Linked DNA regions of Homo sapiens: region 1 is linked to region 2. A link is a loop called in an ENCODE intact Hi-C map of the cell type or tissue named here. Cell type or tissue: IMR-90. All regions are shown on one strand. Links, peaks and the distances in the headings refer to the core of each region. The heading gives the core; the rest is flanking DNA.

Region 1 (11,474 bases), core at 1,136-9,135, 75 kb before region 2:
ACCTGACACTTAAACTTATTAAATCTTGACTTCCAGCTGGGCGCAGTGGCTCATGCCTGTAATTTCAGCACTTATGGGAGGCCGAGGCAGAAGGATCACTTGAGCCCAGCAATTCAAGGCCAGCCTGTACAATATAATGAGAGCTCATCGCTACAAAAAAATTAAGAAGTTAGCCAGGCCTATGATCCCAGCTACTTGGGGGGCTGAGGTGGGAGGATTGCTTGAGCCCAGTGCTGTGAGCCGTGATACCACCACTGCACTCCAACCTGGGAGACGGAGCAATTTTTTGCCTCAAAAAAAAAAAAAAAAAAAATCTTGGCCTCCCCATTTGTAAAAGGAGATTAACATCTCTTCTACACCCCTGAAGGTTGCTGCATGAGGCTTAAATGTGATGTTTGGCACCTCGTGTGGTGCTAGTCAGCCCTCTTGTTATTACTAATGAAGGTGTCTAATGCTGGGGATGCCCTGCCTCATATCCCTCAGTCCACCTGGCTCCCCTGTGGCTATAGGGAGCTGTGTTGTGCACATACACAGCTGACCTCATCAAGCACATGTGCCTCTTCCTCTGCCCAGAGATTTCTCTGGTGTTATGGGAGCTTATACAGACCACACTGGACAATTCTGAAGTGCCAAACATTTAATGCTTTCAGGGCAGCCCTCAAGCCATGAGGAGGGACAAGCGTCAGTAATTAAATACTCCAGCTTCTGCATAATGATAATTCTTTAGTGTTTTCTACAGGGGTCCTCAGTATGACTGAGCTCACAGTACTAATTCATGAAGACTTTTGCTTTTCTCCTTCCCCTTATTCTTCACTTATGCTTTCTGGGGTCGTCTGCACCCAAGTCCTCATGTCAAGGTCTGTTTTTGAGGCACCCTAAGACAACGAGGAAATTGAGGCTTAGAAGACTTACGTGGTTTGTGCCCCAGTACACAGTTAAGGAGTGGTGGTCCTGGGATTTGAACTATGGTTTCTTGGGCCCAAAGCCCTTGGGCCTCATCACCAATGACTCCACCTCTAGTTCTAAGTGCTTATTACGTACCTGTCTTCACTCATTTTGTTTGTTCTTTTATGCTTTTATCTTCTACTGTAAACCACAGTAATGAAGCCATTTCATAGAGAAGGAAAACACTTCTCCTTTTCTGAGAACTTAACTGATATGGTTTGGATGTTGTTTCCCCCTCCAGATCTCATGTTGAAATGTGATCTCCAATGTTGGAGGTGGGGCCTGGTGGAAGGTATTTGGGTAATGGGGGTGGATCCCTCATGAACGGCTTGGTGATGAGTGAGTTCTCACTCTATTAGAGCTGGTTGTTTAAATGAGCCTGGCACCTCCTTCTCTTCCTCTCTCACTTCCTCTCTTGCCATGTGACACGCCTGTTCACCCTTTGCCCTCTACCATGATTGTAAGCTTCCTGAGGCCTCAACAGAAGCCACACAGATGCCAGCACTGTGCTTCCTGTATAGCCTGCAGAACCATGAGCCAAATAAACCTCTTTATAAGTTACCCAGTTTCAGGTACTCCTTTACAGCAATGCAAAATGGATGAATACATCAACCTAACCCAGCCTCCCTGTTTCTCCCCCTTGACCTCCACAACACTTCCACTCCAGAATGGGAGACACCATGAGGTTCTCTCTGCAATACCCAATGTAGCCTGAGGGGTGAAGCCATTTTAGCCCATGGAGCAGTTACCTGGGTCATGCCCTTAGCAGGGCTTGGCCAACAAAATGCTAAATAAGCCGTGAATCTTGCCCTGAGGAAGTGAAAAGTTTTATATAGAAGAGCAACACTGGAATAATTGGCATTAGTACACTGCTCAAGTCAGACAGACATATTGCAAATACTCAACATTCTTGACCCCCAAAATCTATCAGTATAATAAATATCATTGTTTTGAAGCTGGGTGCAGTGGCTCATGCCTGTAATTCCAGCACTTTGGGAGGCTGAGGCTGAGGCAGGTGGATCACTTGAGGCCAGGAGTTCAATTCCAGCCTGGCCAACATGGTGAAACTCTGTCTCTACTAAAAATACAAAAATTAGCCAGGGGTGGTGGTGCACACCTGTAATCCCAGCCACTCGGGAGGCTGAGGCAGGAGAATTGCTTGAATGCAGGAGGCAGAGGTTGCAGTGAGCAGAGACTGCACCACTACCCTCCAGCCTGGACAACAGAGTGAGACTTTGTCTCAAAAAAAAAAAAATCATTGTTTTGACTTGTTCAGTATGGTTTGTTACACAGCAGTACTAGCTGCAATGCCCTCCCACCTTCTATGTCCTGTGTTCATGAAGAAAAAGATAACTCGAATGCATGGCACAAATAAATAATCTTTAATTTCAATAAATAGCTCCCCATCACACCAGACATTATGCTGTGGAAAAAGATACAGAAGCATCCAACAGAGAGAGAGGAAAGAGAGAGAGAGAAAGAGAGAGAGAGAGAGATCTATTCTAACTACACTAATTCCTTAGCACGAGAGACGTGACATTCGTTCACAGAAAAACACAGAAAGATCCTCAGAGTATGATTAAGGAAGAAGATCATCATGGATGGGGTGTGATAGCCATTTTAATCCATATATCAAGTCTTTGTATGTCTTTCGTGGGTCACAATCACCATGATTCGGTCAAAAAATGTTACTTTTGCTCTATCATATCCTATTTACTTTACACACACACACACACACACACACACACACACACACTACTTTTATCCAAAGTGGGATCTCTGACAGACAGGAGGACACTGGTTGGACTCTCACTGGACAGGAGAGGCAGAGAGAAGGCAGTGCTCAGGGCTGAGGTCCTGGCCCATCGCCATGCTCTCCAAGAGGACACATAGGCACACACGTGTTCGCCTGTGAGGGCACATGCACGAGGACATACACATACATACCCACAGGGCGTTCCCTGGGATGAGCTAACACAAGAACAATTCTGTTAAGCCAGGAAAGGCTTCTGACACTGGAATAGTTTTGGTTGCCATTTGGTTTCTCCAAATGGCCCATAATCTAGTTATCACATTTACTACGGAGAAGACAAAGATACTTACACCTTTGGAGAAAGGTATCAGGTTTGAAGAACCCCAGGGAACAGCAGCCTGTTCAGAAGTTACCCAGTAGGTGTGTGTTTCGGAAGTGGGGGGTGTTCAAGTCTCCCACACACTGGCCAAACTCTTGGTAAATTTAGTCTTGATGGAGCTTGGCACCCTTTGGGAGGTCCTTTCTCTGGCCTGAGGGTTGAAAGTGCATTTTGGGGCAGGAGTATTGACAAGAGCAGGCACTGCCAATAAGTCCCACGGCAGAGCCCACTGAGCTTGTGATCTATGGATGGGGCTTCCGGAAAGTTCCTAGGCCTCACTCAACTGAGGGCGGCCATTTTGTGATCAATAGTCAGCTTCCTCTCAGTTCTGAGAGGATTTGGGGTATCTGTGTGTCTGTGTGTGTGGACGTGTGTAGACATGTTGCGAGTGTGTATGCAGGTGTGGATGTAATAGTATGTGACACATTTTTTTCCGTCTTTTTTTTTTTTTTTTAAACAAATGAAAGCTGCCTTCCCTGCAGCCCTCAGGTCACCTCCAGGGAGGCAGGAGACACGCGGTCACACTCAGCTCGGGACCTCAGGCTATGCCACTGCTCCACGGCTGTGCGGTGCGTGTTGAGCATGCGCCTCCAGTGGTTGGTCTCAGAGGGGCCTGAAGAGTACTGGCCAATGACGATCCTCCCGATGAAGTCATTGCTGCTCTTCATGTTGTGGCCGAAAACTAGGGAGCCAGAGGGTTGAGGGCAGGAGGGAGGCAAGAGGAAGGAGGGGAACAGAACAGGAAGGCAGGGAGAAGACAAGAGGCCATTAGTCTACACATTTGTCAACTGCAAACATGGGGGTCATCGTTTAGGGCACGCTGTCTTTTTCCTTTTCTTGGTGAGAAGTCCAACTCCCTCATCTCATCCTCCTGTGAGTCTCTGCAACAGCTGCACCTGGTTTCCTGCCATCCCATGCCAGCCAGATTCTTACCTCTCAGCCTTGGCATTGGCTGTTCCTTCTGCCAGACAGCTGCACCGCCTGCAATATGCAGCCTTAAACGTATGTCCCACGGCATCACCACACTGCATATAGAGCTCTGTAAGTGGATAGTTCTAGTGGAACAGTGAGCCTGTCAATGTAGTCCAGTTGAGCGATTAAACCAGGGTTTCTCAATCATGGAACTGTTGACATTATGGGCGGGATAATCCTTTGCCGTAACTGTCCTGTGGACTGTAGGAAGTTTAGCAGCATCCCGGGTACCTACGTACTAGAAGCTGGTAGCAGCTCTCTCTACAGCTGTGACAACCCCAAATGTCTTCGGACATGGCCAAATGGCCCCTGCGGAGGCCAATGCATCCCAAACGGGAACCACTAGGTTAAGCCATGGGCCATGGGACCAAATATCCTGGGAGTGAATCCTGGCTCTATCATTTGACCAAGCTCTGTGTCTCTGAGGCAGGCGAAGTAACCTCTCTGAGCCTCAGTTTCTTTATTAGTTAAACAGGAATTTTAGTAGTGCTTCTCTCATAGGTCAATGTGCAATTTCTATGAAATAATGTGTGTAAAGCTCTCAGCACACAGTGCCAAGCAGGTGGTAAGAGCTCAACAAATGTTATACTGCTATTTTGAGCCTAAATTTCTGTCTGTTGACCTTTTATAAAAGAGACTTCATGTTTCCTCTGTTCCATCAAATGCTGGAAATTTTCTGAGAGTAATGGCTACGGCAACTTCTTCCACCCCTTGTTGTGCTGCATGTCTCTTTGAAAGGCTTCTCTGTTAATCCCAACTTCAGCTTAATTTGTGTCTTTCAAGCCTAATGAGACGGTTAACTTGATTTATCTTCCCGGCCAAGTTCCGCCTAATTCTTGATCTGTGTGTGGGTAGTCCAGGCATGCCATCTCACTAATGGGAAAGCAGGCTATGCCTGTGTTATAAATGAAGGGCTACAGAATGGGAAATATCACAGATTCACCCAGCGTGAGCCGAGCAAAGGCAGGCTAGATCCCAGGAGGGATGCTGAATATCATATAAAGCAACTAAAATATGCTGCCAAAAACAGAGCTTGAATGCTAATGAGCCTCTGTTCTCCCCTGTGGGTTTCACACCACGAATTCCAAATGATGAAAATGAGGGAGAAAAAAGAAAAATGGAAAAATAAAAACAAAAACTCCATCCATCGTCCAAAAGCCAAAAAGACTTAGGGAAAACTAGGCTACGTGAAATACTATGTCATCTTCAGCAAGAGGGATGGGTACCTGTCAGCTCTGTGGAGAAAAATTGGACCATGTATATTTTTTGTACATTTGGTAACATGCTCAGTATGCATAGGTGGACCTCATTTACATGCAAATTACTTACAAAGAGAAATAATAGGAATGGAAGCTTTGCTTAATAAATGAAATTGCTAAGGAGCTCTCTGCATTTGAAAAAATAATTGAACAGGTAACACTCAAGGCTTTTAGGAATGACACTTAGTGGGCAGTGTAAGGTTTGATCTCACCAAATGAGGACAAGTTACCAGAGTCCCCTTCCCTGTGAGCCTCAAATCTAAAATAAGATACTATTATGAGACCACTTCAGGCCCCATTTAGTTTTCTTCTTTGGGGGCAAAATGTTCTATCTTCTTCTTCCTCTCCAAAGCTCAAGAATGACAATGCAGAAACTTCCCTTCTAAATGGGTATGGGTTCTACTTCTTTGTGAAAGGGCTTTAAGAAAGGAAATTCTGACTGGGCACGGTGGCTCGCATCTGTAATCCCAGCACTTTGGGAGGCTGAGGCAGGTGGATCGCTTGAGCCCAGGAGTCTGAGACTAGTCTGGGCAACATGGAAAAACCCTGCCTTTACTAAAAAATACAAAAAATCAGCCAGACATAGTGGTGTGTGCCTGTAGTCCCAGCTACTCAGGAGGCTGAGGTGGGAGGATCACCTGAGTCCAGGGAAGTCAAGGCTGCAGTGATGGTGCCACTGCACTGGCTCTAGCCTGGGTAGCAAAGTGACCTTGCTTGTCTCAAAAAAAAAAAAAGGTGGGGGAAATCTCAGTCTCACGTACTCTCATGTGCCGCTGGTGGAAAAGCAAGTTGGTTCAAATTTTGGGGTGGTTCACAGCATCTGTTCAAAATAAATATGTCATAACTCATGACTCAGCAATTTCACTTCTAGGAATTGATCCCATAGAATTTTCTGCACAAATGGACAAAAATACACATACAAGGATATTTTATATAGCAGGAATGGGCAAACTAGAGCCTCCCAGTCAAATATGGACTACTACCTGTTTTTGTAAATAAAGTTTTATTGGAACACAGTCAAACCCATTTGTTTACATAATGCTGCTTTTGTGCAAAAAGGGCAGAGTTGATGTCTTAGTCCATTCAGGCCGCTGTAACAAAATGCCATAAACTGGGTGGCTTATAAACAACAAAAACTTATTGCTCACAGTTCTGGAGGCTGGGAAGTTCAAGATCAAGCCACTGGCAAATTCGGTGTCTGGTGAGAAGCTGCTTCCTCATAGGTGGTATCTTCTCACTGAGTCCCCACATGGTGGAAGGGACAGGCTAGTTCTCTGGGGCATCTTCTATAAGGGCACTAATCCCAATTATGAGGGCTCCAACCTTCATGACCTAATCATCTCCCAAAGGTCCCGCCTCCTAATGCCATCACTTTGTGGGTTAGGAATTCAACATACAAATTTGGCAGGGTGGGGGACAACTATTCAGACCACAGCAGCTGAATAATTTGGAGGCCATGTGGCTCTCAAAGCCTCACATATCTGCTATCTGTCTGGTTCATCCATGTTGTAGTGCTACTTTTTATGGCCAGCTAACGTTCCATTGTATGGATATGCCATGTTTTGCTTATCTGTTCATCAGATGATGGACATTTGGGTTGTTTCCACATTTTGACTATTATTATGGATAATGCTACTGTAAACATTTATGTCCAAGTTTTTTTTTTCTTTTCTTTTTTTTTTTTTTTTTTGAGTTGTAATTTCACTGTTGTCACCCAGGCTGGGATGCAGTGGCGTGATCTCGGCTCACTGCAACCTCTGCCTCCCGGGCTCAAGTGATTCTCCTGCCTCAGACTCCCAAGTAGCTGGGTACAGGTGCCCACCACCATGCCTGGCTAATTTTTGTATTTTTAGTAGAGACAGGGTTTTGCCACATTGGGCAGGCTGGTCTTGAACTCCTGACCTCAGGTGATCTGCCCACCTCGGCCTTCCAAAATGCTGGGATTACAGGCATAAGTCACCATGGCTGGCCTATGTACCAAGTTTTTAAGGTCATATATTATGATCCATTTATATGAAATGTCCAGAATAGGCAGATCTTTAGAGACAGAAATTACCATTAGTGGTTATCAAGGATAGAGGAAAGAGGGAATGGGGTGTGATAGCTAATTGGCACAGGGCTCCTTTTTGGGGTGATAAAAATGTTCTGGAATTAGATAGTGGTGTTGGTTGCACAATCTTGAAAATATACTAAAAAGCACTGAATCGTATACACCAAAAGGGTGAGTTTTAAGTTATGTGAATTTTATCTCAATTAAACAAATTGCCAAAAGGGAATACAAAAAAAAAAAAAAGATTATCTGACTCCTTATAGAAAAGTTTGCTGACCCCTGCACCAGGGCATTGTTTATAAGAATGAAAAACGGGAAATGGCAAGACTGTCCCTGAGGGAGTGTAGCTGGGGCTGTTGGTGCCCTGCCTACCCCTCAGCCCACCTTGGAGGCTACTCATGGTTTCTATAGATAGTGTCCTTCCTCAAGCACCTGCAGCTTCCTGCCTGAGCCATGCCAGCTTGTCTGTGCTAACTGTGATTTATGGTGAGGACCTTGGGCCACTCAACATTAGCTGGACCTCTGCAAGCTACCTCTGCAAGGAGGCTCAGCTACCCAGATGGTCAGCCATGACTATATGACCAACGTCCTCTAACTATGCTGGACACCAAGGCTCAGGTGAGTCTTCTTGGGTGGCAATACCCTAAGTGTGTTGTCACACATCCTTGCAAGGAGAATTAGGCACTGCTCGTATAACTCCAGTTGAGGAGAACAACTGGAAGCTTGCATCTGGTCTCTCTTGGACTTTTTCCTATGACAAAGAGGACTCTTTCCCCTTTCTTAGTCTGCTGGGCTGCTATAACAAATTACCATAAACAGGGAGGCTTATAAACAACAGGAATTTATTTCCTAATGGTTCCAGAAGCTAGGAAGTCCCAGATCAAGGTACCAGCAGATTCAGTGTCTGGTGAGGGCTTGCTCTCCTTCATAGGTGGTGCCTTCTCATGCAATAGAAGCAGCAAGACAGTTCTCTTGGGTTTCTGTTATAAGGGCACCAACCCCATTCATGAGGACAGAGCCTTCATGGTCTAATCACCTCCCACATGGGGATTAGGATTCAACATAAGAATTTTGGGGGAACAAAACATTCAGACCATAGCAGCAATCTTTCACTTTGCTGATTTTGGTCTGTATGCTTTTTCTGTAATAAACTGTAACCATGAGAATAACAGTTTTTCCAAGTTCTGTGGTGAATCATTGGACCTGAGGGTGATTTTGAAGACCCCCTATACTGCAGATATCCACTCGCCAAACATCCTTGATTTGTTTTCCTCCTTTTCCTGTCTTATTTGCCATTCCCTTATTCAAGCTTCCTGAGGTCACCTCCTAGTAGCCTACTTGAGCTCATGTCACTAAGTTTGTCTTTGGGAGGTACCTAGAATAAGACTGGAGGAAATGAATTAAATAACTTCTGAGATAATAATACCACGGAAATCCATGTTGCCATTAAAAATGAGACAGACTTATCTATATGAAATGGAAAAATCTCCAACACATATTGCTAGGAGACAAAAGCACATTACAAAACAGTATATGTAAGCACAATCTTTTTGTTAAAAAGAATGTTAATATACCTGAAGAAAACAATATGGATGTTCACCACTGTTCAGAGTGGCTCTCTCTGGGAAGGGGGAAACAGAGGAAAATGTCCACTTTCTGTATCAATAAGTATGTACAGTTTGAACTTCTTACAGAAAGTACATATTATTTTGGAAAGAAAACAAAGGAAAAATAAGTCACTGTTAGAGAATCCACAACTAAATCACCAGAAAGGATGAAAACTAAAAGGAAGTCTAATATCCTATGCTCCTCATCCCAATTTGTAAAGTAACTTGGCTGGTGAATCACTTGGCCCTTGAAAGGTGGGAGCGCTTGAGTGATTCAGCCTTTCTGATGGGAGGCAGTTCCTGCCATGGCCATCTGAGTTAATTAGCAGGCAGTGTAAATTGCAAATCACTTGGTAAAGTTATGGCAATCTTAACAGTCTTAAAAAAATTTAAAATGCAAATTATAATAAAGTGAAGCTGAAGATAAGTAATAACTTCTATTAGAAAGTTGCCTGGGAGAATATCAAGATTGCCATCACTGTAAATTCTAAGTGTGTTGGAGAAAATAGAGAATTAAAACTAGACATGTCAGGGGCCAGGTGCAGTGGCTCACACCTGTAATCCCAGCACTTTGGGAGGTCAAGGTGGGAGGATCTCTTGAGCCCAGGAGTTCGAGACCAGCTTGGGCAACATAGTAAGACTCTCTTTCTACAATTTTTTTTTAAAGACTAGACATGTGGAATCCAGAAAGGGGCTTAGGGACAGTGGGTCAGATAACCCAGCCCTCTCCATGTTATAGGTAAGGAAACCAAGTCACATAGCTAATTGGTGATAAAATTTGCAGTATTTGAATAACCTGTGAATGAAGCCAATTCCTTATAACCACATTCCTAAATTCCTTCTCTTTAGAAACATCCATAACTAAAAATTTTGTTGTAAAGTACCTCCACCAAATATTTCTACTGATGGTTATGGGGGACTCTTTTAAATGTAGTCACTAATATATTTCTGGATATTGTAAGCCAAAAATACAATTCTAAGCCCCCTAACCATCTGAATGGGCCCCTCCTCTTGGTCAAGGGCATTCCAAAGGTGACCTGAAAAGCTAGTTCAGGCTGTGGTGGGAAGGGGAAGTCAGACATGCCAACATTAACATGAAGACAGATCTTAAGACTGATAGAACGAATTCTTTTTTTTTTCTTTCCTTTTTTTTTTTTTTTTTTTTTTTTTGAGACAAGGTCTCTCTCTGTTACCCAGGTGCAGTGGCATGATCTCAGGTCACTGCAACTTCTGCCTCCCAGGCTCAAGTGATCCTCCTACCTCAGCTTCCCAACTAGCTGGGACCACAGGTGCACACCACTATGCCTGGCTTTTTTTTTTTTTTTTTTTTTTTTTTTGGTATTTTCTGTAGAGATGGGGTTTCACCATGTTGCTCAGGCTGGTCTCTAACTCCTGAGCTCAAGTGATCTTCCCGCCTTGGCCTCTCAAAGTGTCGGGATTACAGGTGTGAGCCATTGCGCCCAGCCAGAAGAGACTCTTTAAATCTGGTAAGAAACACTTACCATCTATTCTCTCTGAAGCCTGCTATCTAGAGGCTTTATCTGCATGATAAAACCTTGGTGTCCACAAACCTTTATTGTAATTTAGACATTGATTTCAGGTCTTTAGATAATAACCAATTGCCAGTCTTTGAATCCACCTAAGACCTGGAAGTCACCCCACACACTCCCCAGTCCCTGTTTCCAGCTGTCCCATCTTTCTGGACTGAACCAATGTACCTCTTACATGTATGGATTGATGTCTTATGTCTCCCTAAAATGTATAAAACCAAGCTGTAGCCTGACCACCTTGGGCGCATGTCCTCTGGACCTCCTGAGGCTGTTTCATGCACAGGTCCGTAACCTTGGAAAATAAACTCCCAAACTGATTGCGACTTGTCTCAGACACTTTTTGGTTTACAAAATGTACACACTCTAAGTGTACCCTAGTCATCTGGAAGCAATTTCTCAACAACCTGTATAATATGGAGTGTGGCAAGAAAAAAAAAAAAATCAAAACATTCAGAATTGATGTCACAAGTCTATGTACAAAATCCATGAAGAGGGCTTTCTCTAAGAACCTATTTAATGCTCATGGATTTAGACATAATTCAAATAAACTCAGTCATCTGGTTTTCCCATCTGGAGTAACTTAATATAGTGGATTGTGAGTACCAGACAGATACAAGAACTCAAAAAACTACAATAGAATGGAACCATTTGGTGAAGAGGCAAATAACATTTTCCTCCTTCACAGGGCTGGCGGCTATTTGCAGTGTGATCATTTATTTTTATAATTATGATCATGAATCCATTAGGATGCCTGCTGAATGGATCAAAGGAAGTATGGGAATTTTGGTAGCAAACACAGTTAAAAAATGTTAAGCCTTGTTTAAAACTTATGGGGAAAGGGATCAGTAAGTGGAAACTTTACTCTCACAAAATGCTTTTAGTTCTCCTCCTCCAATGACTATAGAGTAACACCTTGCACGGTACCTTGCTCTAATGTTTTCTCTTCTGATTTCGCTTAA
Region 2 (11,474 bases), core at 1,510-9,509:
TTGAAATCGGGAGGCGGAGGTTGCAGTGAGCCGAGATCATGCCATTGCACTCCAGCGTGGGCAACAGAGCAAGATTCTGTCTTTAAAAAAAAAAAAAAAATTCTTCTATCGACTGTCTGCCTGGGGCATGGTTATGACCAAAGTAGTATAAATTGAAGCACAAATCAGATTCTAAGCCAATTCCTTCTGGTTTCAACCTCAATTGTGTCTCAATCTCCCTCCTTCTTGGTACATTCCTTCCTTGGGTCCCTCCCTGTGACCTTCTGGCACCTGGGTTCCCAATCACCATTTATTCAGCATATATAGCATGACTCCATCTTTTTTTTGAGTCTTTTTGGTTTTGGTGGGTTTTTTCTTTTGAGACAGGGTCCGGCTCTGTCACCCAGGCTGGAGTGCAGTGTTGCCATCATAGCTCACAGCAGCCTCCACCTCCCATGCTCAAGTGATCCTCCCACCTTAGCCTCCCGAGTTGCTGCGAATGTGGATGTGCATCACCACATCAGGCTAAGTTTTAAATTTTTTGTAGAGATGGGGATCTCACTCTTTTTCTCTGGGCTGGTCTTGAACTCCTGACTCACATAATCCCCCCGCCTTGGCCTCCCAAAGTGCTAGGATTACAGGAGTGAGATGGAGTCTTGCTCCTTCACCCTGGCTGGAGTGCAGTGGTGTGATCTCAGCTCACTGTAACCTCCACTTCTCGGGTTCAAGCGATTCTCCTGCTTCAGCCTCCTGAGTAGCTAGGTAGGATTAGAGGCGCCCACCACCATGCCCAGCTAATTTTTGTATTTTTAGTAAAGATGAGGTTTCACCATGTTGGCCAGGCTGGTCTTGAACTCCTGACCTCAGGTGATCTGCCTGCCTCAGCCTCTCAAAGTGGTGGGATTACAGGTGTGAGCCACCATGCCTGCCCCCACTCCCCAATCTCTTAAAAAAAAAAAAAAAAGGTTTGTTTTGTTTTGTTTTGATTTTTAAAAAAAGGTTAAATAAATAAATGAAAGAAGCAGTGCCATGGAGGAGACTGGCTGAGAGTACAGCCTCTGCAGCTGGATGACATGGGTTCAAGTCCCAGTTCTGTGGCTTGGATGGGTTGCTTAATGCATGCCTCAGTTTCTTCATCTATAAAATGGGGTGATAATAATAGTTCACACAATAAAAGCACTTAGCAGAATGCCCAGTGCACAGTGAGTGCTATGTGAGAGCTTGCCACCATCACTATCCTCACAGTGCTCCCCCAGATCCCCATGCAGTAAGAATTATTATCCCTAATGTACAGCCTAGGAGTTAGACCCAAGTTCACACAGCTGGGAAATGGTGAAGCTGGAACTTTTAACCAGATCAGTCTAACTCAAAAGCGCATGCTCTTTACACAATATTTGTTCAATTCAGAAGACATCTATTGAGTTCCTTCCAAGTGCCAAAGATACCAAGACTAGAACCCTTTTATTTGGCTGGGCGTGATGGCTCACATCTGCAATCTCAGGACTTCGGGAGGCCAAGGCAGGAGGATTGCTTGAGGTCAGGAGTTCGAGACCAGCCTGGGCAACACAGCAAGACTCCGTCACTACAAAAAATAATTTAAAAATTAGCTGGGCGTGGTAATTCACACCTGTGGTCCAAGCTCCTTGGAAGGCTGAGGCGGGAGGATCACTTGAGCCCAGGAGTTTGAGGCTGCAGTGATCATGATCGCACCCCTGCACTCCAGCCTCAGTGACAGCGTGAGACCCTGTCTCTAATACATAAATAAATAAAGATACCAACACGAAATAACAACAAATGCTGATGTCTATGGGGTATTTACTCTGCCCCAGGGGCTGGCCAAACCTTTTCCTGTACATCAGCAGGATGCTGAGTGAGGGTGTTTCCTGTTGACCCCAGAACACGCTGCCCTGGCCCAAAGTGAAGACCAAGGAGAAGTACCCAGGGGCCAGCAACATCTGGGACACAACATCTCTCTCTGTGATTTGTGAGAGGCGGAGAGGTGGTTCTGCAGCATTCACAATCCTCCCTACTCCCAGTATCTACATGTAAAAGGGGTGAGGGGAGAGGGAGCATTGGCTGAATGGAGACAGCTATAGATTTTCTTTGTCATCCGTTCCCCCAAAAGCTCAGAGAGAGACATGGCTGCCAAGACAGTCACTTGCAAAGATTGGGCACCTCTATAAGAAGGGGGGACTGGCATCTTTTTCTTTACAGGTTTCCGCTTAGCCAATGTTCTTATTCATCTGCATTGCACCTTCCTGATCAGAGGAAAGGGGAAATGAAGAGAGATGGCAAGCAGGGAGAAGGTGAGGCATGGAAGATGCCGCATTCTGAGCCCTGAGGGTGGCAAGAGAAAGTGTAGCAACGCTAAAGGTGCCCACCACAGCACCTAGCCCCGACCAGAACAGACTTCGTTGACTGCCTACTGTCAGCCCCACATCTCTGCTTAGGTCTCTCGGCCAGTGGAGTCTTTCCTACTTGTGCCCACAAGGCAAGTTGGAGGTGCCCAGGGAATTAAGGACTTTTGGGAGCATCCTGCAACCCATGCCACATGGGAACTCGGTGAATAAATACCCCAGCTCCCTCACCCCTGGGGTAGGCTACACTGAGTTCCCCAGTATGATTAAGCTCTAGTTGCCCACAGTGGTGAGACACTTTATTGGTCTCATTTCCTCCCTTCTCTTCTGGTGTTTCTCAGCATCACTTCCTAAAGAAAATGCAAGCACTCAAATCTTTGTCTTTAGAGGAACCCAACCTAGGATAACAGATGACTTTCCCAGGTGTCAGCAGACACTGGAGAAGACAGCTTAGTTAGTGGCCACACGCACAGACTCTGCTTCCTAAGCCACAATGCTCTGAATTCTAGACATCAAAGGTCTAAAAGGCTTTCATTTGGGCAGTGCAAATCTCAGGTTGAAGCAATGTTCGGAAACATAAATATCCAGCATTCCAGTGTGCAAATATCACTTTTGACTAAACATATTTTCTTCTTCTAGGCCCAAATCAAACATTCCTCTTCAGTGGGCAATCTGGCTTTGTAATGTAAGATACTGCATCCTGACATGACTTAGAACTCTTCTACATGAATGCCTAAGAGCACTTTAACTTGAATCTACTCCTTCCCAGAACAGCTCCATAAAATATCATCTTAGTGGCAGCCCTGTATTGGGTGCACCCTGCACACCGGCCACTGAAGCAGCTGGGCACAGCACTTGCCACGCCAGCTTATGAAACCATCACAACATCCAACCCCTAAGTGGCAGAGCCAAGTTTTAGATGCAAGTCTGGGCAGGTCAAATGTCTGAACCCTTTCCACCTTCCACCTTTCACCTTTCACCTTCCACCAGCCACCCAGTGTTTCTCGGAACGAGGTCCAGAGTTTACCTACATTAGAATCTCCCAGCCCATTGGCTCAAGTGCAGATTCATGGGCCTCTCACCCAGGATGTGGGAAATCAGAATTAGGGAGGCTGAGGTCTGGAGGCTCCACAGTCACAGCTCCCACCTGATTCGGATGCTTGTTAAAGTAAGAGAACCATCACAGTAGTAGAAACCCACTTGACCACCCCCAACCGACCCCGCACTGTTTGATATTCCTTGTTTATAGTTTCCTCAAAGGCTGCTTCTGGGCATCAAAGCCTCTGCTTTCAAATTGCATCCTTTGTCACCGCCACCTTACACAGGGTCCAGATCATCACCACCTCTCACCTAAGAGACCACAGCAATTTTTCCTAACTGGCACCGGTACTTCTTGTCTTTTGCTCCTCAACGTTTTCTTATGAATGTTCTCTCTCTCCCTTTTTCCTGTAGAAACAGGATCTCTTCATGTTGCCCAGGCTGGTCTCGAACTCCTGGCCTCAAGCAGTCCTCCCACTTGGCTTCCCAAAGTGTTGGGATTTTAGGCATGAGCCACCACACCCAGTCTACATTTCTTTTTTTTTCTATGAGACAGGGTCTCGCTCTGCTGTCCAGACTGGAGTGCAGTGGTGCGATCTTGGCTCACTGCAGCCTCTGTCTCCCGGATTCAAGCGATTCTCATGCCTCAGCTTCCCGAGTAGCCAGGACTACAGGCATGCGCCACCACACCCAGCTAATTTTTGTACTAAAAAGTAGAGATGGGATTTCACCATGTTGGCCAGGCTGATTTCGAACTCCTGGCCTCAAGTGATCCTCCCTCCTAAGTCTCCCAAGGTGCTGGAATTACAGATGTGAGGCACCGTGCCTGGCCATGGCTTACACTCTCAACACTTTCAAATACAGAGAGGCTTAAAGAATTGTACAGTGCGGCCGCGCGGTGGCTCGCGCCTGTAATCCCAACACTTTGGGAGCCAAGATGGGCAGATCACGAGGTCAGAAGATTGAGACCATCCTGGCTAACATGGTGAAACCCCATCTCTACTAAAAATACAAAAAATTAACTGGGTGTGGTGGCGGGCGCCTGTAGTCCCAGCAACTTGAGAGGCTGGGGCAGGAGAATCACTTGAACCCGAGAGGCAGAGGTTGCAGTGAGCCGAGATCATGCCACTACACTCCAGTCTGGCGACAAAGTGAGACACAGTCTCAAAAACAAAAAAACAAAACAAAACAAAACAAAAGAACTGTACAGTGCACACTCTTAGATACATCCCCTAGATTCTGAAATGAACAGTTACTGATATTAACACTGCTGTAATTATATTTAAAATATGCTCTATTTGCTTCTTCCCTATCCATCTATCACTCTATCTTTTTTGAATGCATTTCAAAATAAGTGGCTGACATTGGTACACTTCCTCACTGTCTTAGTCCATTCAGGCTGCTGTAACAAAAATACTATCAACTGGGCGGCTTGAAAACAACAGAATTTATTTCTCACCCTTCTGGAGGCTGGGAAGTCCAAGATCAAGCCACCAGCTGATTTCATGTCTGCTGAGGACCATTCCTCATAGATGGGACCTTTTGGTTTTGCCCCACATGGAGGAAGGGGCAAGGCAACTCTCTGGAGCCTCTTTACAAGGGCGCTAATCTCATTGATAACAGCTCTGCCCTCATGGCCTAACCACCGCCCCAAAGGCCGTCTGAATACCATCCCCTCGGGGTTAGGATTTCAACATACGAATTTAGGAAAACTTCAGACCATGGCACCCATACACATTTCGGCATATCATTAACCAGAGTTCAGTGTTTGTTTATGGTGGGTTTTTTTTTTTAGATTAAACTTATATGCAGTGAAATGCACAAACTTTAGGAATACTGGATGAGCCTTGCCAAATGGATACAACTGTGTATCCTTCCTAATGCTCAGAAAGGTTCCCGCATGGCCACGGGGCATCTAATCTCTCCACTGCCCTTGTTCTTCCTTCCCCAAACCACATGAACTCAAGAGAAAATGAACCACCTACATCGTGGATATTTTTATGGCTTAAAAAAACACACACACAGTTGGTCAAAAAGCCATCTGCACACCCATGTTCATAGCAGTATTATTTATAATAGCCAAACGGTGGAGGCACCGTTGTCCATTGGGTGGAGGCAATCCAAGTGTCCATTAAAGGATGAATGAATCAACAAAATATGACACACACACACACACACACACACACACACACACACACACAGGAATATTATTCAGTTCAGCCTTAGAAAGGAAGGAAATTCTGACTCATGCTACAACACAGATGAACTTTGAAGACATTATCCTGAGTGAAACAAGCCAGCCACAGGAAAAATAATCTATGACTCTACTTATATGAGGTACCTAGAACTGTCAGATTCATAGAAAGTAGAATGATGGTTGTCAGGGGCTGCGGGGAGAGGGAGATGGGGAGTTATTGATTAATGGGTGTAGGGTTTCAGTTTTGCAAGAGTTCTGGAGAGGGATGGTGGTGATGGTTGCACAACAATGTGAATGTACTTAATGCCACTGAACTGTACAGGCAAAAATGGTTAAGACGGTAAATTTCATGGTGTGTGTATTTTCCCACAATTAAAACTAATAATTTTTTTTTAAATTTCGAGACGGAGTTTCACTCTTGCTGCCCAGGCCAGAGTGCAATGGCACGATATCAGCTCACTGCTATCTCCACCTCCCATGTTCAAGCATTTCTCCTGCCTCAGCCTTCCAAGTAGCTGGGATTATAGGTGCCCGCCACCACACCTCACTAATTTTTTGTATTTTTAGTAGAGACGGGGTTTCACCATGTTAGCTAATAATTTTTTAAAAGAGTTGAGCCTACACAGATTTCAATGGCTTTCAATCCATTCCAATGAGCAGAATTTCTCTAAATAGCCAGTGTAATTTCATGTCTATGTCAATCCCCTTGTCCTACTCACTGTATGGTCTTATTTTCATTATCTTCCAGCCAACCTTATCACTGAGACCCCAAAAATGCCATAGCTCCATTAGCTGCCAGTTTCCTGAATGCCAAGATCAAAGATGCAGTCAGGTAGGATGTTGCAAGACAGATGGGATGTTCTGCCCTGAACCAGGAGGTGCCTATATGCTGGCCCCATAAGCCACCCATTCATCTTCCACATGGGTTTTCCAAGAAGAAAGTATAACTAGACACTAAGCATTAGCTCAACTCCACACACCATTAGAATAGGCTAAAAGTAAGAAATTGAATAGCTTTGTCTTATATACCATTACACAACTGCCTCCTCTCCTTTCCATTCCACTGACCAACCAACCAATTTGGTGAAGGCAGATGTTAGCTTCTAACAAAAATCAGCAATCAGGGCAGCTATTCTGGCTCACGTCTTTAATCCCAGCACTTGAGGCCCCCAAGGCAGGAGGATCGCTTGAACCCAGTGGTTTAAGACCAACCTGGGCAAAATAATGAGACTCCATCTCTACAAAAAATAAAAAATTATCTGAGCATGTTGGTGTACACTTGTGGTACCACATGGTCCCAGCCACTTGAAAGGCTGAGGTAGGAGGATTGCTTGAGCCCAGGAGTTCAAGGCTGCATTGAGCCATGATTACACGACTGCAATCCAGCCTGGGTGACAGAGCAAGACCCTGTCTCAGAAAAAAAAAAAAAAAAAAGACAGGTTGAGGTCCTAACCCCCAGTATCTCAGAATGGGACCTTATTTGGAAATTGGGTCATTGTATATGTCGTTATTTAAATTAAGATGAGGTCACACTGGAGTAGGGTAAGTCCTAATTCAATATGACTGGTGTCCGGTGTCCTTATAAGAAGAGAAAAGACGTGGCTCACGCCTGTAATCCCAGCACTATGGGAGGCCGAGGCAGGTGGATCATGAGGTCAGGAGATTGAGAACATCCTGGCTAACACGGTGAAACCCCATCTCTACTAAAATTACGAAAAATTAGCCGGGCGTGGTGGTGGGCGCCTGTAGTCCCAGCAACTCGGGAGGCTGAGCCAGGAGAATGGCGTGAACCCGGGAGGCGGAGCTTGCAGTGAACCGAGATCGCACCACTGCACTCCAGCCTGGGCGACAGAGCAGCACTCATCTCAAAAAAAAAGAAGAGAAGAGACACAGACACACACAGGGCAAAAATGTCCATGTGACGTTAGAACAGGGATTAGAGCAATGCAGCTCCAGCTGAGGAATTCCAAGGACTGCCTGCAACCACCAGAAGCGAGGAAGGAGCAAGGAAGGCTTCCCCTCCAGGTTTCAGAGGGAACACGACTCTGCTAATGCCTTGATCTGGGACTCCTTGCCTCCAGGCCTGTGAGACAATAAATTTTTGTTGCTTTAAGCCACTCAATTTGTAGTACTCTGTTATGGCAGCCCTGGCAACAAATCTACATCCAAATCGCCATCTCTGGCTCTGCTTCTAGGGAACCCGGCCAAAGACAACCAGCTTGTTTCTTTCTTTCTTTTTTTTTTTTTTTTTTTTTTTTTGCAGAACTGAATTTTTTTTAACTTTTATTTTAAGTTCAGGAGTATAAGTGCAGGTTTGTTACATAGGTAAACTCGTGTCATGGCAGATTGTTGTATAGATTATTTCATCACCCAGGTATTAAGCCTAGTACCCATTAGTTGTTTTTCCTGATCCTCTCCCTCCTCCCACCCTCCATTCTGTGAAAGGCCCCACTGTGTGTTGTTCCCCTCTCTGTGTCCATGTGTTCTCAGCATTTAGCTCCCACTTACAAGTGAGAACACGGAGTATTTGGTTTTCCATTCCTGTGTTAGTTTGCTGAGGATAATGGCCTCCAGCTCCATCCATGTTCTTGCAAAGGACATGATCTTGTTCTTTTTCATGACTGCATAGTATTCCATGGTATATATGTACCACATTTTCTTTATCCAGTCTATCACTGATGGACATTTAGGTCGATTCCATGCCTTTGCTATTGTGAATAGTGCTGCAATGAACATAACGCATGCATGTGTCTTTATAATAGAACAATTTATATTCCTTTGGGTATATGCCCAGTAATGAGATTGCTGGGTGGAAAGGTATTTCTGTCTTTAGGTCTTTGAGGAATTGCGACACTGTCTTCCACTATGGCTGAACTAATTTACACTCCCACCAACAGTGTATAAGCGTTCCTTTTTCTCTATAACCTCACCAGCATCTGTTATTTTGGACTTTTTAATAGTAGCCATTCTGACTGGTATGAGATGGTATCTCATTGTAGTGTTGATTTGCATTTCTCTAATGATCAGTGATGAGCTCTTTTTCATATGATTGTTGGCAGCATGTAAGACAACCGGCTTTTCCACTCAAAGAGCATAATTTCCAGAGTAAGCATTAGCTGGGCAATAGGAGCATATTCTTCCCTCAGTCAGAGTCTCCAGTGCCTCTCTTTGTGTGAGCTTCTTGCCTCACTAGTATGAGTCTGGTATTCAAAGTGAAATACTCATATAGCATGACCTTCCTAGTGGATTCCATCATTTAAAACTTCTGCCTGAAATACATTTGCTCCCCAAATGTGAGCAAATACATCCTGATCCACTCCAACGGTGCAAGACCTGCTATATTGGAATTACTGAGAGATGGTACCTCAGTCTTCAATATGGTGCCCATTTTCAAGGCCAATTTTGATCATTCTTAATGAAACGAGTCTTGGCAGGGCTCAGTAGCTCATGCCAATAATCCCAGCAAACTTTAGGAGGCCGAGGTGAGAGGATCGCTTGAGACTAGGAGTTGGAGACCAGCCTAGGCAACATAGCGAAATCCCCATCTCTGCAAAATGTATTTTTTTAAAAACTAACCAGGTGCAGCGGCATACAACTGTAGTCCCAGCTACTCGGGAGGCTGAGGTGGGAGGATCTCTTGAGCCCAGGAGTTTGGGGCTGCAGTGAGCTGTGATTGCACCACTGCATTCCAGCCTGGGCGACTGAGCAAGACCCTGTTTCTAAAAATAAAAAATAATAATAATAATTTTAAAAAAGCAAATGAGTCCTGATTGCCCATTTATTACCGCATGCAGCACACTGCATCATGGCTTGCTGTTTACCAAACTGTCTTTCCCACTAGACTGGAAGTTTCCTGCTGCTAGGAATGGTATGGTATTCATTTTTATTAATCCAACTAGAAATGCCGGGCACATAATAGGACCTCAAGAGAAACAGAATGAAGAAATGAGCAGATCAGAGAAGAAAAAACAAAGAATAATAAAGAGGGGAGAAGAGAAGGAAAACAAATATCTTAAGGGTCCAGATGACGCTTCCAAAAACTATTTTGAACAGTACTAAGAAAACACTCATCATCATCAGGAATGAGAGACAGAAGGCATTTACAGCCAGGACTTGAGTCAAACCCACAATTAAAGGCATTAACAGCCACTACTTGGCTGATAATAGCACCAGCAAGGCTGGAAGCCCGAGTGTGACGGACCAGAGTATAAATCAGATGAGCAATTAGAGCAGTTGACCTGCCTGCAATATTTCAACTTTATACACACTTTTGTTATTTTATTTTTTTAGAGACAAGGCCTCACTCTATTGACCAGGCTGGAGTGCATCGGCGCAATCATAGCTCACTGCAGCCTCAAACTCCCGGGCTCGAGCAATCCTCCTGCCTCAGCCTCCCGAGTAGCTGGGACTACAGGCACATGCCACCATGCCTGGCTAATTTTTTTTTTTTTAATGTTTTGTAGAAATAGGGTGTCACTATGTTGCCCAGGCTGGTCTCGAACTGTTGGGCTCAAGCCATCCTCCCACCTCAACCTCCCAAAGTGCTGGGATTACAGGTGTGAGCCATTGCACTCAGCCCTATACACATGAATACTTTTAATTCATAGAGGCACTGAAAGGTCCCCATGAAACTAAGGCACGGCCTGCAGCTCTATCAAGGGTGAGGAGCCAGCCCTTGTCTGGGAGAAACCTGCTCCCGCAGTGACCTGAAACAGGCCCGGCTGTCCCTCTTCAAATGGAAAGGAGATGGCAGCCCCGAGATTAACTCAGCTGAGGAGACGCCAGCTCCTCTACCGCAAGAAGGCTCAGCATCAGGAGTGAACGGGAACACTCCCCGCCTCTTGTCTGCCCAATTAGATATTCACCAGGTGTGATTACCGCTTAGTGCACTGGAAGGCGACACATTACAGGCTCACTCTGAATGGGTTCACAATAGAAGACGTCGTCTCCTGACAACTGGGCCTGCCACTGTGGAGTGCTCGCCACCCGCCAGGCCCTCGCTGCGAGGTGGTGTTACTACCTCCACTTCACCTGAAGTGAGGTGAGGGAGCACAGGGGCCCAGCAACAGCTAGGCACTGGGAGGAAGGTTGCAGCTTGGACCCAAGGCCATTTTCTCTGCACGTCACCAAATGGCTCCCCATGGAAAGGCAACTTTTTTTTTTTTTTAAAGAGACAGGGTCTCACTCTGTCAACCAGGCTGGAGTGAGCTGGAGTGAGTGCAGTGGCTCGATCATAGCTCACTGCAGCCTCAAACTCTGGGCTCAAGAGATCCTCCTGCCTCAGCCTCCCAAGTAGCTAGAATTACAGATGTGCACTACCATGCCTAGCTAATTTTTAAATTGTTTTTTGTAGAGACGGGGTCTCACTGTGTTGCCCAGGCTGGTCTTGAACGCCTAGACTCAAGTGATTCTCCTGCCTCAGCCTCCCAAAGTGCTGGGATTACAGGCGTAAGCCACTGCGCCTGGCCTGGAAGGCAGCTCTTATTGACCTCATGGTGGCCAAAGCCCCCTCCCCTGTTTCTCCATCTCCCGTCCCTGTTCCTACAACAGCCATCCCACAGGACAGGGAGAGAAGGAAGGGAAGAGGGGAGGAGGGGAGGGAGGAAGGAGGGGAAGGAGGGAGAAAGGGAGGGAAGAGGGTAGCAGGGAAGGAAGGGAGGGAGGGAGTGAAGAGAGAAGCGGGAAGGGAGGGAAGGAGGAAGGAGTGGCTGGGTCTTTTCCTTTCCTTGGGCTCCCCACATCCTTCTACCTACAATGGGTAGACAGTTACCCTCTAATATGCAGGAATGCACAACAGCCGACTGGAGACACAGCCTGGTCCGTGGGTGGCTTCCCGAGCAGCCAACCACATTTCCCTGGGCTGGACAGGGGGAAGGAAGCCAATCTAACAGTTGGCCTGAAAA

The links. Peaks named below come from ENCODE experiments on the same cell type or tissue, not always from the same donor. Only the 100,000 strongest peaks of a DNase experiment are listed, where the experiment ranks them.
Region 1: a loop joins it to region 2, with 3 times the contacts of the local background. A loop is called at or near these places in 2 of 110 quality-filtered maps.

Annotation. Positions count from the first base shown.
Region 1 is chr16:19,259,165-19,270,638 of GRCh38, reverse strand. It overlaps SYT17 (synaptotagmin 17), which reads right to left. Exons shown (of 8, transcript NM_016524.4): 8 at 2,307-3,759. The coding sequence ends at 3,563. Among named protein-coding and RNA genes, the nearest start is that of CLEC19A, 21 kb to the left of the region's middle. In IMR-90, for the core only: no CTCF peak of the experiment used is centred there; no DNase peak of the experiment used is centred there.
Region 2 is chr16:19,184,870-19,196,343 of GRCh38, reverse strand. The region is part of intron 5 of SYT17 (synaptotagmin 17); the gene reads right to left. Among named protein-coding and RNA genes, the nearest start is that of SYT17, 22 kb to the right of the region's middle. RefSeq lists a silencer at 3,440-3,608 and an enhancer at 10,882-11,474. In IMR-90, for the core only: no CTCF peak of the experiment used is centred there; a DNase peak (open chromatin) is centred at 5,603.